2 separate regions of the Homo sapiens genome follow, and region 2 is linked to region 1. A link is an interaction called in ENCODE POLR2A ChIA-PET data of the cell type or tissue named here. Cell type or tissue: GM12878. All regions are shown on one strand.

What was found. ChIA-PET counts read pairs that join two places held together with the same protein. Peaks named below come from ENCODE experiments on the same cell type or tissue, not always from the same donor. Only the 100,000 strongest peaks of a DNase experiment are listed, where the experiment ranks them.
Region 2: POLR2A ChIA-PET joins it to region 1 with 15 read pairs; 2 of 35 experiments call an interaction of 5 or more read pairs at or near these places.

The regions. Positions count from the first base shown.
Region 1 is chr17:62,045,147-62,053,146 of GRCh38, forward strand. It overlaps MED13 (mediator complex subunit 13), which reads right to left. Exons shown (of 30, transcript NM_005121.3): 3 at 7,391-7,559. Among named protein-coding and RNA genes, the nearest start is that of MED13, 16 kb to the right of the region's middle. In GM12878, no CTCF peak of the experiment used is centred here; no DNase peak of the experiment used is centred here.
Region 2 is chr17:60,465,253-60,473,252 of GRCh38, forward strand. APPBP2 (amyloid beta precursor protein binding protein 2) reads right to left here. Exons shown (of 13, transcript NM_006380.5): 5 at 1,039-1,207. Among named protein-coding and RNA genes, the nearest start is that of CHCT1, 47 kb to the left of the region's middle. In GM12878, no CTCF peak of the experiment used is centred here; a DNase peak (open chromatin) is centred at 4,729; H3K4me3 peaks cover 530 bases; H3K27ac peaks cover 641 bases.

The DNA of each region.
Region 1 (8,000 bases):
TCTCATCTGCCACTTAACAAAACCTCCTATGTCACTATATACGTAAGATACTGAACTAGCTGTCTAAAAAAAGAATTCTTTACTAGTATGTTTCTATTCTGTATACCCTCCTAGAAGCATTTAAAACTTTTGCTAAATACACAAACTTTACCGCACACTCAGCTAAATGGCTACAACAGATTCAACATGACAAAAAGCTTAACCAAACACAATCTTAAGAAAGTTCTTGGCCAGGCGTGGTTGGTGTGTGCCTGTAGTCCCAGCTACTCTGGAGGCTGAGGTGGGAGAACCAATTAGGCCCAGAAGTTTGTGGCTGCAATGAGTTATGATTGCGCTACTGCCATCCATCTTGGGCACAGAGCAAGACCCTGTCTCTATTTAAAAAAAAAAAAAGTTCTTATTCAAGATAATCTTTTTCAAATGCACTCTCAAACATGGCAAGTTCAGAATATCTTTTATAGAAGAGACTAAAACCTACATTAAGTCAGTGGTACTTACTACAACCCATTTGCTTGTGGGCTCACTAGAAAACTCAATGCCTGTCATGTGATCCAGTCCCCAGCAATGTAGGAAAACACCTAAACTATTCAAGAAAACACTGGTCATCATTCTTTAAACCAATTATCTGAAGACTGGTTTGTTCCTGTGGTTACTCTTACACTTGCGGGATTCTTTACAGGTAACCTAGCTGTATCCCTAGAATTTGATTCTATTTCCTCTCTTTCAGTCCCTAAAGACTGTTAAACACACAACTACATGTAGGTCCAGATTATCAGAAAATGAGATTTTTTTCTTTAAAAATTTTAAAGAAAGGAAAAAGAAGATAAAAAGGTAAGCAATATTATTTTCTCCTTTGTTCAGGTCAAAGTAGTTTCACATCATAAATTTTCTTTCTTTACAACTCTTGTTCTTTTTTCAGAATACTTATACCAAAAGTGAATTGATTAGTCAACAAAAACAGTCTATATAATACTTATGTTTCAGAATGGTCTAGAAATGCATTAATTTATAATCAATCTTTATCTACCTTCCCTATATCATTCCACTGAATTCAACAGAAAAGAAGTCCGAAGTAATAACTTAAAGATAGACTTAGCTGCTTGATTTTTGTCCTACTTGCTTTTCCAAAGAAGGAAAAAGGGTAAGAAAGTTCCTGTAAAAAAGAGATTTGAGGAGCAGCATTTATCTTTCCAGAATAAAGTCAGTTATTATACCACAACTATGGTTCAAGAGTAACTCGAAAGAGCATATACTATTTCTGGTAACACTTCACTAATAAAATACAATCTTAATTTAGTTCCCCTCCTAAATGGGTCAGCCCATGGAAAAACACTAGTGCTCAATTACATGGTTAAATAACAAGCAGCATCTGTTGGATTCATGAAAATATCCAATTAAAAGTTGTATTTTTGGCCAGGTACACTGGCTCATGCCTGTAATCCTAGCACTTTGCGAGGCCAAAGATGGTGGGTAGCTTGAGCTCAGTTCAAGACCAGCCTAGGCAACATGGTGATATCTTGTCTCTACAAAATCTACAAAAATTAACCAGCCTTGGTAGCGTGCACCTGTGGTCCCAGCTACATGGGAGGCTGAGGTGTGAGGACTACTTGAGCCTGGCAGTTTGGGCTGCAATGAGCCATGATTGTGCCACTGCACTCCAGCCTGGGTGACAAAATAAGAGACCTTATCTCAAAAAAAAAAAGTTATAATTTCAATTTTTTTTTTTTAAGACAGGGTCTTGCTCTGTTGCCCAGGCTGGAGTACAACAGCACAATCCTAACTCAATGCAGCCTCAATCTTCTGAGCTCAAGTGATCCTCCCACCTCAGTCTTCAGAGTAGCTGGGACTCTGAAGTCCCACTTCAGAGTGTGTGCCACTGTGCCCAGCTTTTTTTTTTTTTTAAAGAGACGGGGGTCTGCAGCCATAAAAAAAGAATGAGTTCGGCTGGGCATGGTGGCTCACGCCTGTAATCCCAGGCCTTTGGGAGGCCGACATGGGCGGATTACCTGAGGTCAGGAGTTCGAGACCAGTCTGGCTAACATGGTGAAACCCCGTCTCTACTAAAAATACAAAAATTAGCCGGGCGTGCTGGTGGGTGCCTATAATCCCAGCTACTCGGGAGGCTAAGGCAGGAGAATTGCTTGAATCCAGGAGGTGGAGGTTGCAGTGAGCTGAAATCATGCCACTGTACTCCACCCTGGGCGATAGAGCAAGACTTCATCTCAAAAACAAAAAGAATGAGTTTATGTCCTTTGCAGGGACATGGATGAAGCTGGAAACCATCATCCTCAGCAAACTAACACAAGAACAGAAAACCAAACACTGTATGTTCTCACTCAAAAGTGGGAGTTGAACAGTGAGAACACATGGACACAGGGAGGGGAACATCACAGACTGGGGCCTGTTAGGGGATAGGGAGCATGGAGAGGGAGAGCATAAGGACAAATACCTAATGCATATGGGGCTTAAAACCCAGATGACGGGCTGATAGGTGCAGCAAACCACCACGGCACTTATGTATCTATTAACAAACCTGCACGTTCTGCACATGTATTGCAGAACTTAAAGTAAAAATAAACAAACAAATAAATAAATAAAATAAGATCATTAAAAAAGAGAGAGAGAGAGAGAGACGGGGGTCTAGCTATGTTTCCCAGGCTGCTCTCAAACTCCTGGTCTCAAGCCATCCTCCCACCTCGGCCCCTTAGTGGTGGATTACAGGTGTGAGCCTATATTTTCAATTATCAATAGCCTTTTAAGAGTTTTTCATAAAGAAAGCCGGGTGCAGTGGTTAAACTTACAAAGTTATAAACTGAGTCAAACCACAGAATCCCAGAAAGGCTCAGAAGTTGAAGGTACTGGTATATATACATATATACATATACATATACATATACATATATATATATATATATATGTATATATGTATATATATATCCCTGAAGGTGGATATATAGGTGTAACTGAAAAGAGAAGGGGCTGGACACAGTGGCTCACACCTGTAATCCCAGCACTTTGGGAGGCTGAGGTGGGCAGAACACTTGAGGCCAGGAGATCAAGACCAGCCTAGCCAACATGGCGAAACCCCGTCTCCTTAAAAATACAAAAATTAGCCAGTCGTGGTGGCTAGTGTCTGTGGTCCCAGCTACTTGGGAGGCTGAGGCATGAGAACCGCTTGAACCTGGGAGGTGGAGGTTGAAGTGAGCCAAGATTGCACCACTGTACTCCAGCCTGACAGAGTGAGACTGTTTCAAAAAAAAAAAAAAAAAAAAAAAAGGAAAGAAAAAGAAAGCAGAAGGAATGAAAGTTCAAAGATATTAGAGCCTCTCCACTTTCTTCCAGATCAGTGAAAAACTTAAGAGGTCCACTCTTTGAAATGGTTGAAACAGAGGGACTCAGAATTAGAGATATTCAGATACAGCTGAGATGATGTATTTAAAAGATTAAGTGAAAATTTAACCACTATGTAAGTGAGCCCCACCTCCAAACCTCCTTTCCCCAATAGGTTCACTAAACACTGGCAGCCCAGCTTATACCCTCTAGTCAGAGTACTGAAAGTCTCCTCTGGGAAAACTACTTAAGCAGGTGACAGAGCGTACAAATACTGGCAGGTGGGTGACAGGCACCCAATAAAAAGAGTCAAGTCCCCAGATCATTCACTCTAGTAAAGCCTGCAATGTCATAAGCTACTCACATACACAGAACCTCCAGTTAGCATTTTAGTACCCAGAAGTCTAAGAGGGTTGCTAATCAAAGATTCTATACCCAGTCAAAACTATCAATTATAAGGATAGAAAAGAAAGAAACTTAAGAGCCTGCAATTCTGCGGTTTGACTCAGAATTCCAACACAGAGGATCTCAAAAGTATCACCATCCTTGCACTCTCAGGAAACTACTCTCAGGTTGGGCACCACCATAACAGTAAATAAGACAAAAAAAAAAAAAAAAAGGAGAAATGAGAAATGAGGGATCCAACAAGAAGGGAAAAGCAAAGAGAATCCCCAAGATGACTACTGTGAAACAGGACTACAGAACTACTAATCCAAATCGGAAAAGAAGAATGAAGGGTAACAACAGGGATATTAATTAACAAGAGGAGAAAAAAAGGGAAACTCATAAGATTATACAAAGTCCTTGAAGGTAGGGAGAAGTGATTTATACTTCTAATAGATAGTCTACTGATGAACTACCAACAGGTACACAGATCAGGAGTCAGCAAACTACAAAAAGTCAGCTAGAAAATATTTCAGGCTAAGTATTTTCAGCTTTGCAAGCCATCTGTCTCTATCATAACTATTTAACTCTGCTCTAGTGTGAAAGCAGGCATAAAACAATCTATCAATGAATGAGCATGGCTGTGTTACAACAAAACTTTATTTACAAAAAAAGTGGCAGAGTACAGGCAGGTGTTTACTAACTCATAACATTAATAATTAAGTGAAAAAAAGGGATAATCATTAACACCTGGGAAAACAAAACGATGTACAAGAAATGAAATGTGAAGGCTGGGCGCCGTGGCTCACGCCTGTAATCCCAGCACTTGGGGAGGCCGAGGTGGGCGGATCACAAGGTCAGGAGATCGAGACCATCCTGGCTACATGGTGAAACCCCATCTCTACTAAAAATACAAAAAATTAGCTGGGCGTGGTGGCGGGCACCTGTAGTCCCAGCTACTCGGGAGGCTGAGGCAGGAGAATGGCGTGAACCAGGGAGGCAGAGCTTGCAGTGAGCTGAGATCGCGCCACTGCACTCCAGCCTGGGTGACAGAGTGAGGCTCTGTCTCCAAAAAAAAAAAAAGAATGAAATGAAATGTGTTTCAATATACTATGGCTCAGTTACAAATAATATTTATAAAATTATAAGAGTATAAACAAATATTGTTTTTACCAAAACTTATAACTATATTGGCAAGATAAGGAAAGGGAGAGGAAGCCAGGTGCAGCGGCTCATGCCTGTAATCCCAGCACTTTGGGAGGTCAAGGTGAGTGGATCACTTGAGGTCAAGAGTTCAAGACCAGCCTAGCCAACATGGCGAAACCTGTCTCTACTAAAAACACAAAAATTAGCTGGGTATGATGGCAGACGCCTGTAATCCCAGCTACTCAGGAGGCTGAGGCAGGAGAATCACTTGAACCTGGGAGGCAGAGGTTGCAGTGAGCCGAGATCATACCATTGCGCTCCAGCCTGGGCAACAAGAGTGAAACTCCGTATCAGAAAAAAAAAAAAAAGGAAAAGGAGAGGGAAAAGAAGTGTGTGCAAAAGTGCCAATATCCAAGTGTTGAGTCGGGGGAAGTAAGATAGCTAACCTCTCAATAGAAAGTCAATAGAATTTCAATGGTAGGCTGTTGTGACCAAAAAAAAAAAAAGTCCACTAGATTAATCCTAAATGATAACTCAAGAATAAGCATGTTATGTCTTTCAAAATTTTTAAACAGGTAACTTAAAAGAAACAGAAGAATTAAAAAGGGCTGCTTCTGAGGAGCAAATCTATTCATTGGGGCTCAGGATTGCAGCCTTTCATTTTAAATCTTGGTAATCTGTTTGACTTCTTAAAACTACATAAATCTATATGCCTGGCTGGGAGCAGTGGCTCACGCCTGTAATCCCAGCACTTTAGGAGGCCGAGGCGGGTGGATTGCCTGAGCTCAGGAGTTCAAGACAAGCCTGGGCAACATGGCAAAACCCCGTTTCTACTAAAAATACACAAAATTAGCCAGGTGTGGTGGCACACGCCTATAATCCCAGCTACTTGGGAGACTGAGGCAGGAGAATCACTTGAACCTGGGAAGCAGAGGTTGCAGTGAGCTGAGATTGCACCACTGCACTCCAGCCTGGGCAACAGAGTGAGACTTTGTCTCAAAATAAATAAATAAATGTATATGGCAGATATTGTTAACTGCCTACCCAATATCCATTTCCACTTCTTTGATCTTTGGTATCTATCTAATATCTATCAGCCCTTTCTTCTTACTAACAAAAACTTCATTTGTTCAGAGCAGCTGTTTCCAAATAAAAGATATTTGTTTCTCTTAGTATGGCCAAAGATATGTCAACTAAAGTTTCCAGAAAATAATTTACTTTCTGACTCAGGTGCCACACCTTCCTTACTTCCTCCCTTCCTTTCTCTTCCTGCCTGGAATCCACTGTGAGGTCTGGAGGTGCAACACACGGGAGGACCATGAAGATGTAAAAATGGCACAGAGAAAACTCTGGGGAACTTTGAATCCTTGATGACATTATTGAACAGCTATACCAGTACTAAACTATCGACCTCCATACTGCTTGCTACTGAGAAAAATCAATCCCTACATAAGCCAAGTAGTTAATGTTGTTCTGTCATTTCCAGCTGAATGCATTCTGAACTTACACAAGTATTTTGTTAACAATAAAGGTTTACGTTAATTTTCAAAGAGGAAAAAAAATGAAAGCACCTTTATTTATCCAGGCTTATCTACTCATCCAGTCTTACTAAAACTAAAAAGTTTGAAAAAACAAACAAACAAAAACTCCAGGTGCACATGAAAAAAGATGTGCATATATGACATCAAAGACCTCAAAATGATTACAATCTCAACCAAATGTTCACTTCACATCCTCTCACATCTTTCAGGAAAAATTAGTAAGTTCCCTTTAGTTTTCTCTTCCCCACATCCCAACTTACTTGCCACTGGTTCATCTCTCTTGAAGTCTCACTAACTCAATGACTGCTGGGAACTTAAATCTTTTGAGAGACTATGCCTTATATTATCTAAATCACGGAGAAGCGAGTAACCTGAAGGTTTTAATTGCATAGGAGAAGGAGGTATCTATCATAAGTCTTCTGTGCCTCTATCTGCAACTAGTCTAATAAGTAGTGTCATAAATTTGCTTAATTCATTGCTCAAGAAAATTATAAGCTCTCAAAGAGTAAATGGTCTTATATAGAAAACACAAATTTAAATTACTTTAATTAAAGGGAATTGAGAGATTGGGAATAAGAAGGGTTAACTTGATCCAAAACATACTCACAGATCACTATCCTTAACAGGTGTTGTTACTTAATTTTAATATCAGAGTGCTGTGCATATATTTCCACAAATACTAAAAAAAAGATACTTCCAAGCCTAAGTCTCTGCTTTCATCCCACATTAAGTCTATCATCACAAATCAAAATTTAGGCCACTGTATTAAAATACAGCCTATTCCTACAGTAAGAAAATGCTTAAAGTGTATAAAGGGAAGTTTGTAAAGTGGTTTAAAAAAAAAAAAAACCTGACTGTATCTAGTACTCTGTCACTGACAACCTCTGGAATATGTCTGTATATTAGCTTGTTTTATCCCACATTCTCTGTTAAGACACAAAAAGGAACAAATCTAAAGAAATATCACGTCAGAATTTAAGATAGCTTACCTTTTATTTATAGGTTTTTCATCTTTTTCATAAGGCTTTACAAACCACTTGCCAATACGTACAAAATTCCTGTTCATTAAACACCGTTCCAATAGATTGTGAACTGCTTTGAAAAGCAGAGTACGGCATTCATAGGAAAGTCCATTCTCCCACACTCCATCTTCTTCTTCTAAAAGAGAAATGAAGGAAATAATAAAATAGTGACACTATAATCTATTCAGAGCCAAGTAAAAAAGGTTACAGTTTAAACTCTATATTCATCAACACTAGCTTACCCCAGAATATTAAGCTACAATCACTTCAATGTATCTCTAGACATTATCAGGTTTCAAAGTTACTCCACAAGGAATAAAAGGTCTAAGTGCCACATATTCTATTAAATTACCTGAAAAGTATTTTTCCACCTTATAAAATTCAATGACATCATGAACATACTGAATTGGTTCCTGTATTAATGAAAAGGACACTTGTTTGTATAACCTGGAAAATATTAAACACACTCTACACCTATGATGCCAATTTCTAAGCTGGCTCACTTGTTACTTTGTCCTAATTCCCCTAGTCATTCAACCTGCCAAAAAAACTAGCCAGTTAATAATTAAAGTCAAAA
Region 2 (8,000 bases), 1.6 Mb before region 1:
TGTTAAGAACAGCCATAGCCATCTGAAGACAGGGATATATTATGAGCCAGAAAGAAACTTTTATTGTTCCAAGCTATTCTGGGGTTGATATTACCTCTGCATAACCTAGCCTATCCTAACACAAAAACATGATGCTAATTCATCAAACCATGTCTGTAAGATTTGTGTACTTTTCTGTAGATATCAGTGAAAAGCTTATTTATCACTAGAAGATTGAACTGTCAAAATTATCCAAGACTTCAACATTCCTCACGAATGTGCTGAGAGCTGCAAAGACATGAATAAGGCACAGTATAAACCCCTAAATCCAAATGTAGAAGGAAAATAACTGTCAGGCTGGGCATGGTGGCTCATGCCTGTAATCCCAGCACTTCAGGAGGCCAAGGTAGAGGATCACCTGAGCCCAGGAGTTTGAGTCCAGCGTGGGTGACAAAGCAAGATCCTGTCTCAAAAACTACAACACGAGGCCCAACCAAACAATTTAGGCAAATATTTGGTTAAATTAAAAGAAAAACAACAAAAGAAAGGGCTCTAAATTACACATGTATATATTTCAAATTCACCTCACAAACACTCCTTTTGCCTGATTTTTTATTTTTTTGAGACAGGGTCTCACTCTGTCACTCAGGCTGGAGTACAGTGGTATAAATATGGCTCACTACACCCTCAACTTACTGGGCTCAAGGGATCCTCCTGCCTCAGCCTCCCATGTAGTTGTGACCACCACAGGCGTGTGCTACACATGCGGCTAATTTTCTATAGAGGCAGGGTCTCTCTCACTTTGTTGCCCATGCTGGCCCCAAACTCCTGGGCTCAAGTGATCCTCTACCTTGGCCTCCTAAAGTTCTGGGATTACAGGCATGAGCCACAGTGCTCGGCTTGTCTGATTTTAAATTTTCCATTACAAATGTGTACTGCCTTATATAAACCTAATATGTAAAAGAGATCTGTAAGAAAAATAAGAGAAGACTATTTGATTTACCCTCTGTTTTTATAGGTACTTATTGGTCACAGTGAAATGTACCTTAAAACACTTACCTCATCATAGTGACTTTTTGCAAATAGGAGTGCACACAGTTCTCCATAGAGTGCAGCTTTATTTGCTTGCTGGCCATGTTTTGATAGTTTATCCATATATGTCTGAGCTAATTTAAATGTTTCTTCACCCAAATGATATTTGCAGTTTCCATTTCGCACATGAAGCAACCTATAAAACACCAATAACATTGCTCTATTTTTGATATTTTCAGCTTGGTAGACCTGATGACCTCTTACCAATCACCTGAATGACTTAAGGTAATTAAATACAATTACAAGGCAGCATTGAAAATAAGTGTGTGGCCCAAATTGGAGTTGACCTCATGCCCATAAAGAAGTACATGCTCTTTCCTGAAAGCGTCCCATAATTCATCTCATCAATTGTTGATTCCTTCTCTAAATATTTTATATATTTTATGTACTCAGCATGTACTGCATCTAAAAAAATGACATTTAATCTTTTTGTTCCAAATCCACAAGTAATATAGCTTCAGTATAAGAAACTTGGAAAATAATGAAGAAAATAAAATTGACATAAAATATCTTCTTTTCTTATTTTTGGTATAGTCTAACACTTGATCAGTTACCACTTATTTCATGATGCTTCATAATGTTCATTTTTTCCAATAAGATAAATTTACCGAAAATAGCAGTAGTGTCAACTATTTCTTTTAAAATCTTTATCCTCTATAGTAGAAATACAGAGTTCTTTAAACAAATTAACTGTACAACTATGCTGACTATTTAATGATATGCAAAAATAGTACAATGCTTTAGATCAGACTGGTCTAGATAGCAACAGACTGTGTATCTATATAGACTGTACAAGATAGGCAAATAGTGTTAGGACTGGACAAATATTTATTTATTTATTTATTTATTAAATGCTAGCTAGAACATTATGTTCATGTATCAAGCCAATACAACTTTCTGAAAATGCTCAGACTGAGAAGGAACAAAGGTATAAAAGCTATTTAAAAGAAAAACAAGGATGGACAGGTTAGGAAGTATTCCTCAGGAGCATCAAATCAACAGATACAAAAAATTTATTTTTTCTATCTATACCACAATTATTAACAGATTAGTAACTCATAATGAGAAAAATTCAGACAATCTTTTAATCTCTATCATTCCTCTGTATAGTCACAGAAACAGATTAACTTCCAAAGAACCAGGACTAATCAATAAAGTGATGACTACTATACAATGCCAATGTGTATCCTCCCAACACGTACCATACAATTATCTGCAAAATCTATTACCATAAGCAGCTTATGTTCTAGTGGTGAGAAGGGTATTAGTGTGGGCAAAGATAAAATACGTAAGACTTTCATTTAAGGATAAATGCCATAAAGATGATAAAAAAGTAGGGTAATATGATCAAAAGATTCTGAAAGGAGGTATTTAGGGTAGACAGGGAAGAATCCTCCTGAGGTAGTAACATTTAAGTTGACATCTAAATGATGACACTGTAGCCAGCCAAGTGAAGATCTGGTGGGGAAGCATGTTCCAAAACAGAAGGAACAGCAAAACAGAAGGAATAGCCCCTGAGAAGGGATGGGGGGAAATCCTGGCATAGTCAAAGGAACAGAAAGAAGGCCAATTCATCTAGACTACAGTGAATAAAAGATTATGTAAAGAGAAATGAGAAGGGAGAGATAAGCAAGATTTTATAGCACCTTGCGGGCCGTGGAAAGGAGTTTTGTTTGCAACAGTAAGGGAGGTGATTTGACTTATGCACTATCTAATATAATTTCCTGAGATGTTAGAAATGTTCTATACTTGTGTTGCTCAATTTGGTAGCCACTAGCCACAGTGGCTACTGAGTATTAGAAATGTGCCTAGTGTGACTGAGGCACATTTTACTTTTAATTAATTTAAACTTAATAATCACATATGGTTAATGGCTACCATATGGGACAATGCAACTCTATCAAGAATGCTCTGGCTACACTCTGGCTATAGCAAAGCCAAGAGGGGAAGCAAAGCAACCAAGGCAGAAGATACTGTAACAGTCCAGAAAAAAAAGTCCTTGAGAAAAAAAGGATTAGTATTTGAAACACAGATTTGATAGCCAAATGGTTGAAAGAGAAAAAAATGAGAAACCCATAGGTTGAAAATTTAGAGAATAAAAAGAACAGTGCTTACTTCTCATTTCCACAATGCTAAGAATTTCCTTTCCAAAGACCTTCACTGTAAGTATTCTCCTGAAATAACAATCTGTGGAAATTATTTAGTAATTGGCACATGATGAAGTAGCAAAATAAACACTGTATGCCAGAAAGGCACAGCTTGGTATTTTCTCCAGTCCCTGCTGAATGTCTATTTAAACAAAAGGGCAAATTAAACATATGGAGACTCTTTAGGTTCTGTGTGTCCATCTGGGCTGACACTAAGCAGTATATTGAATCCAAGGAACTTGTGGTCCAACTTATTATGGTCTAATTTTATCCCAACCTTCTGCCTAAGGAAAAAGGAGGTTCTCAAAATGTGGCACTACCATGTAAACACAGTATTTTACTTTCATAACATAAAATTATGTCTACCTGATCAACACCTACTGTCAAGAACAATTACTATTTGATTGAACTATTCATTGTTTAAAATGAAAAATATACAAATGTGTAAGTCATTAGTTTACTAATATATTTACCATAAGACTGAACATGACTAGTTAGAGCCTCATCAGCCAGACATGACGAAAGTAAAATACACTGAAAGTGAACCTAAAGGAAAAGAATTTCTCTCCTTCTTGTAAGTGTCTTTTTCTTAGAACTAGTTTATCCCAGCACTTTGGGAGGCCGAGGTAGGCGGATCACGATGTCAGGAGATCGAGACCATCCTGGCCAACACGATCCCCGTCTCTACTAAAAATACAAAAAAAAATTAGCTTGGCATGGTGGTGCGTGCCTGTAGTTCCAGCTACTTGGGAGGCTGAGGCAGAAGAATCGCTTGAACCCAGGAGGCAGAGATTGCAGTGAGTCGAGATCACACCACTGCACTCCAGACTGGCGACAGAGCAAGACTCCATCTCAAAAAAAAAAAAAAAAAAAATTGGAAATAAATGATAGCTTGAAAGGGGAGAGCTGCATAATGAAAATAAAGACCGGTATGGGTTTAATAATTTTTTTTTACTATGGTGAAATATATATAAAACTTTGCCATATGAGCTATTTTTAAGTATACAATTCAGTGGCATTAATTATATTAACTATGTCATGCAACCATCAATACTATCCACTTCCAAAACTTTTTCATCACCCCAAACAGTCCCTAGTAACCTTTAATCTACTTTCTGTCTCTATGAATTTGCCTATTCTACATATTTCATGTAAGTGGAACCATACAATATTTGTCCTTTTGTGTCTAACTTATTTCACTTAGGATAAAATTTTCAAGGTTCATCCATGTTGTAGCATGTACCAAAACTGGCTGAATCATTGTATGTGTATATATGTAAATGCCAAATTTTGTGTATCTATTTATCTGCTGATGGATACTTGGATTGTTTTTATCTTTTGACTTGTGAAAAATTCTGCTATAAACACTAGCACACAAATATCTCTCGATTCCTTGCTTTCAATGCTTTTAGGCATATACTTGGAGTGAAATTGCTGAGTCATACAGTAATTCTATGTTTAGCTTTTTGACAAACTGCCAAACTGTACTCCACAGCAGCTGCACCATTTTACATTCCCAGCAACAGTGCACAAAGTTTCCAATTTCTTTTTTTTTTTCAAATGCTCTCTCAGCAGAATCACTTGATTTCTTCTCATCCTTGCCAACAGTTATTTTCTTTTTTTTAAACTGTACCCATCTTGGTAGGAATAAAGTGGTAGCTCATTATGTTTGATTTCCATTTCCCTAATGCTGAATGACACTATCTTTTCATGTGCTTATCTTTTCATGTGCTTACCGGTCTTTTGTGTATCTTCCTTGGGAAAATGTCTATTCAAGTCCTTTGTCCATTTTTTATTTTTAATTTTATGAGACAGAGTCTCACTCTGTCACCCAGGCTGGAGTGCAGTTGCATGATCAAGCTCACTACAGCCATGATCTCCTGGGCTTAAGTGATCCTCCCACCTCAGCCTCCTACGTAGCTGAGACGACAGGCCAGTGCCACCACACCTGGCTGATTTTTAAAAAAATTATTTTAATAGAGACAAGGTCTTGCTATTTTGCTCAGGCTGGTCTCAAACTCTTGAGCTCAAGAAATCCTTCTGCCTCAGCCTCCCAAAGTGCTGGGATTACAGGTGTGAGCCACCATGCCCAGCCTGCTCTTTATTAATTAATTAATTAAATTTTTAACAGAGTTTCGCTCTTGTTGCCCAGGCTGGAGTGCAGTGGCACAATCTTGGCTCACTGCAACCTCTGCCTCCTGGGTTCAAGTGATTCTCCTGCCTCAGCCTCCAGAGTAGCTTGGATTACAGGCGCCTGCCACCATACCCAGCTAATTTTCCTATTTTTAGTAGAGATGGGTTTCACCATGTTGGCCAGACTGGATTTTTTTTTTTTTTTGAGATGGGGTCTTGCTCTGTTGCCCAGGCTGGAGTGCAGTGGCACGATCTCAGCTCACTGCAACCTCTGCCTCCTGGGTTCAAGCGATTCTCCTGCCTCAGCCTCCTGAGTAGCTGGGATTACAGGTGTGCACCACCACGCCTGGCTAATTTTTGTATTTTTTTTTTCAGTAGAGACAGAGTTTTATCATGTTGGCCAGACTGGTCTCAAACTCCTGACCTCAGATGATCTCTCTGCCTCAAACTCCCAAACTGCTTGGATTACAGGTGTGAGCCACAGGGCCCGGCCTCATTTTTAAATTCTGTTGTTTGTAGTTGTAGTTCTTGATATATTCTGGATACTAGAAACTTAATTGACATGTGATTTGCAAATATTTTCTCCCATTCCATAGGTTGTCTTTTTATTTTCTTGATGTTTTTGATTTACAAAAGTTTTTATTTTGATTAAGTCCAACAAATCTATAGTTTTACTTCTTCCTTTCCAATACTGATGATTTTTATTTTTCTTGTCGAATTTCTTCTGCTAAAGCTTCCAGTACAATGTTGAATACCACTAGTGAAAGCAGGCAACTATGTCTTGTTCCTGATCCTATGGGGGAAGCTTCTAGTCTTTCACTATAGAGTATGATGTTATTGTGAGTTTTTCATAAATACTCTTTATCATATTGAAGAAGTTCCTTTCTATTCCTAGCTTTGTGAATTTTTTTTTTTAATCATGAAAAGGTGTTAGATTTTGCTAAATGTCTTTTCTGTGTCAACTGAGATAACTGGGTTTTTTTTTTTTCCCTTCATCCTATTAACATGGTGTATCACACTGATGTTCTTACGTTGAACCACCCTTGCATTCCTGGGATAAATCTCACTTTGTCATAGTGTAAAATCCTTTTAATATTCTATTAGATTTGATTTGCTAGTATTTTGTTGAGGATTTTTTCATCCATATTCATAAGAGATACTCGTCTGAAATTGCCTTTTTTGTGATGTCATTTTTGGTCTTTGGTATCAGGGTAACGTTAACCTTTTAAAACGAGTTAGGGGCTGGGCGCAGTGGCTCATGCCTGTAATCCTAGAACTTTGGGAGGCCAAGGTGGGCAGGTCACCTGAGGTCAGGAGTTCGAGACCAGCCTGGCCAACATGGCAAAACCTCGTCTCTACTAAAAATACAAAAATTAGCCAGGTGTGGTGGTGGGAGCCTGTAATCCCAGCTACTTGGGTGGCTGAGGCAGGAGAATCGCTTGAACCTGGGAGGCGGAAGTTGCAGTGAGCCAAGATGGTGCCACTGCACTCCAGCCTGGGCAAAAGAGTAAGACTCTGTCTCATAAAATAAAGCAAATAAAATGAAAATGGAAACAAAAACAAAAACAAAAACAAAACAAAACAAGTTAGGAAGTGTTCCTTCCTCTGCAATTTCCTGGAGGAGTTTGAGAAGAACTAGTGCTAATTCTTTAAATGTTTGATAGAATTCACTAGTGAAGTCTTCAGTCCTGGACTTTGTTGGAAGGTTTTTGATTATGGATTTAATTTATTTACTTGTTATAGGTCTCGTAAGATTTTCTATTTCTTCTTGGGGCATTTAGGTAAATTGTCCATTTCTAAAAAATTTGTCCATTTTATTTATGTTATCTAATTCACTGGTGTTCAACTGTTCATAGGATTCACCTTAAATCCTTTTCATTTGTGGAAGGTTGGTAGTAATGTTCCAAGTCCCATTTCTGGTTTTAGTTATTTGAGTCTTCTGTCTTTTTCTTTGTTAGTCTGGTATGGTTTTAATTTCAAGTCAGGGAGGACATCAGTGTGAGAGTGTTTCTTCTGCTAGAGAACGTGGAATCTGCACCTGACACCTCAAACCATGGCAGCAATCTTACAAGCACTGGAGAGCTAGCCAAAGAAATGACTGGTACACAAAGAATTAGCAGACAGATTGAAAGAATCTAGTTCCTTAATAACCTCTATATATTCAGAATTAACCTACCCTGGAGGCCCTTAACATTGTACTGATTATCTTTTTATCAAAGTTTTTGTACTTTTAAGGTACACTGCTTATGTAGGTGGCTCCTATCTTATTTGCTACACATAGGTTTATGACATTTTTGTGAATTATACATTCTATTATCAATATCCCTTTTGTATTAACTAATGACTTTTATCCTGAATTCTTCCTTATTGTTAGTATTATTGTTTTGGGGTGTTTCCTTTTTATGATATAGCACTAGTTTTAATTTTTTAACCCTCTTGGTAACTGCCATCTTTAGGTAGGAGAATTGAGCCCATTTACATGTATTGTGATGATAATTATATTTGGTCTAACCTTTTCATCTTATTTTTCACTTATCATAATCAGTTTGTTCCTCTATTCACTTTGCTTATATCTAGCTTGGTCAAGTTTCAAATCATTCTCACCCATATTCACACCACCCTAGTTTGGAAGTTCTATCACACTTTTCT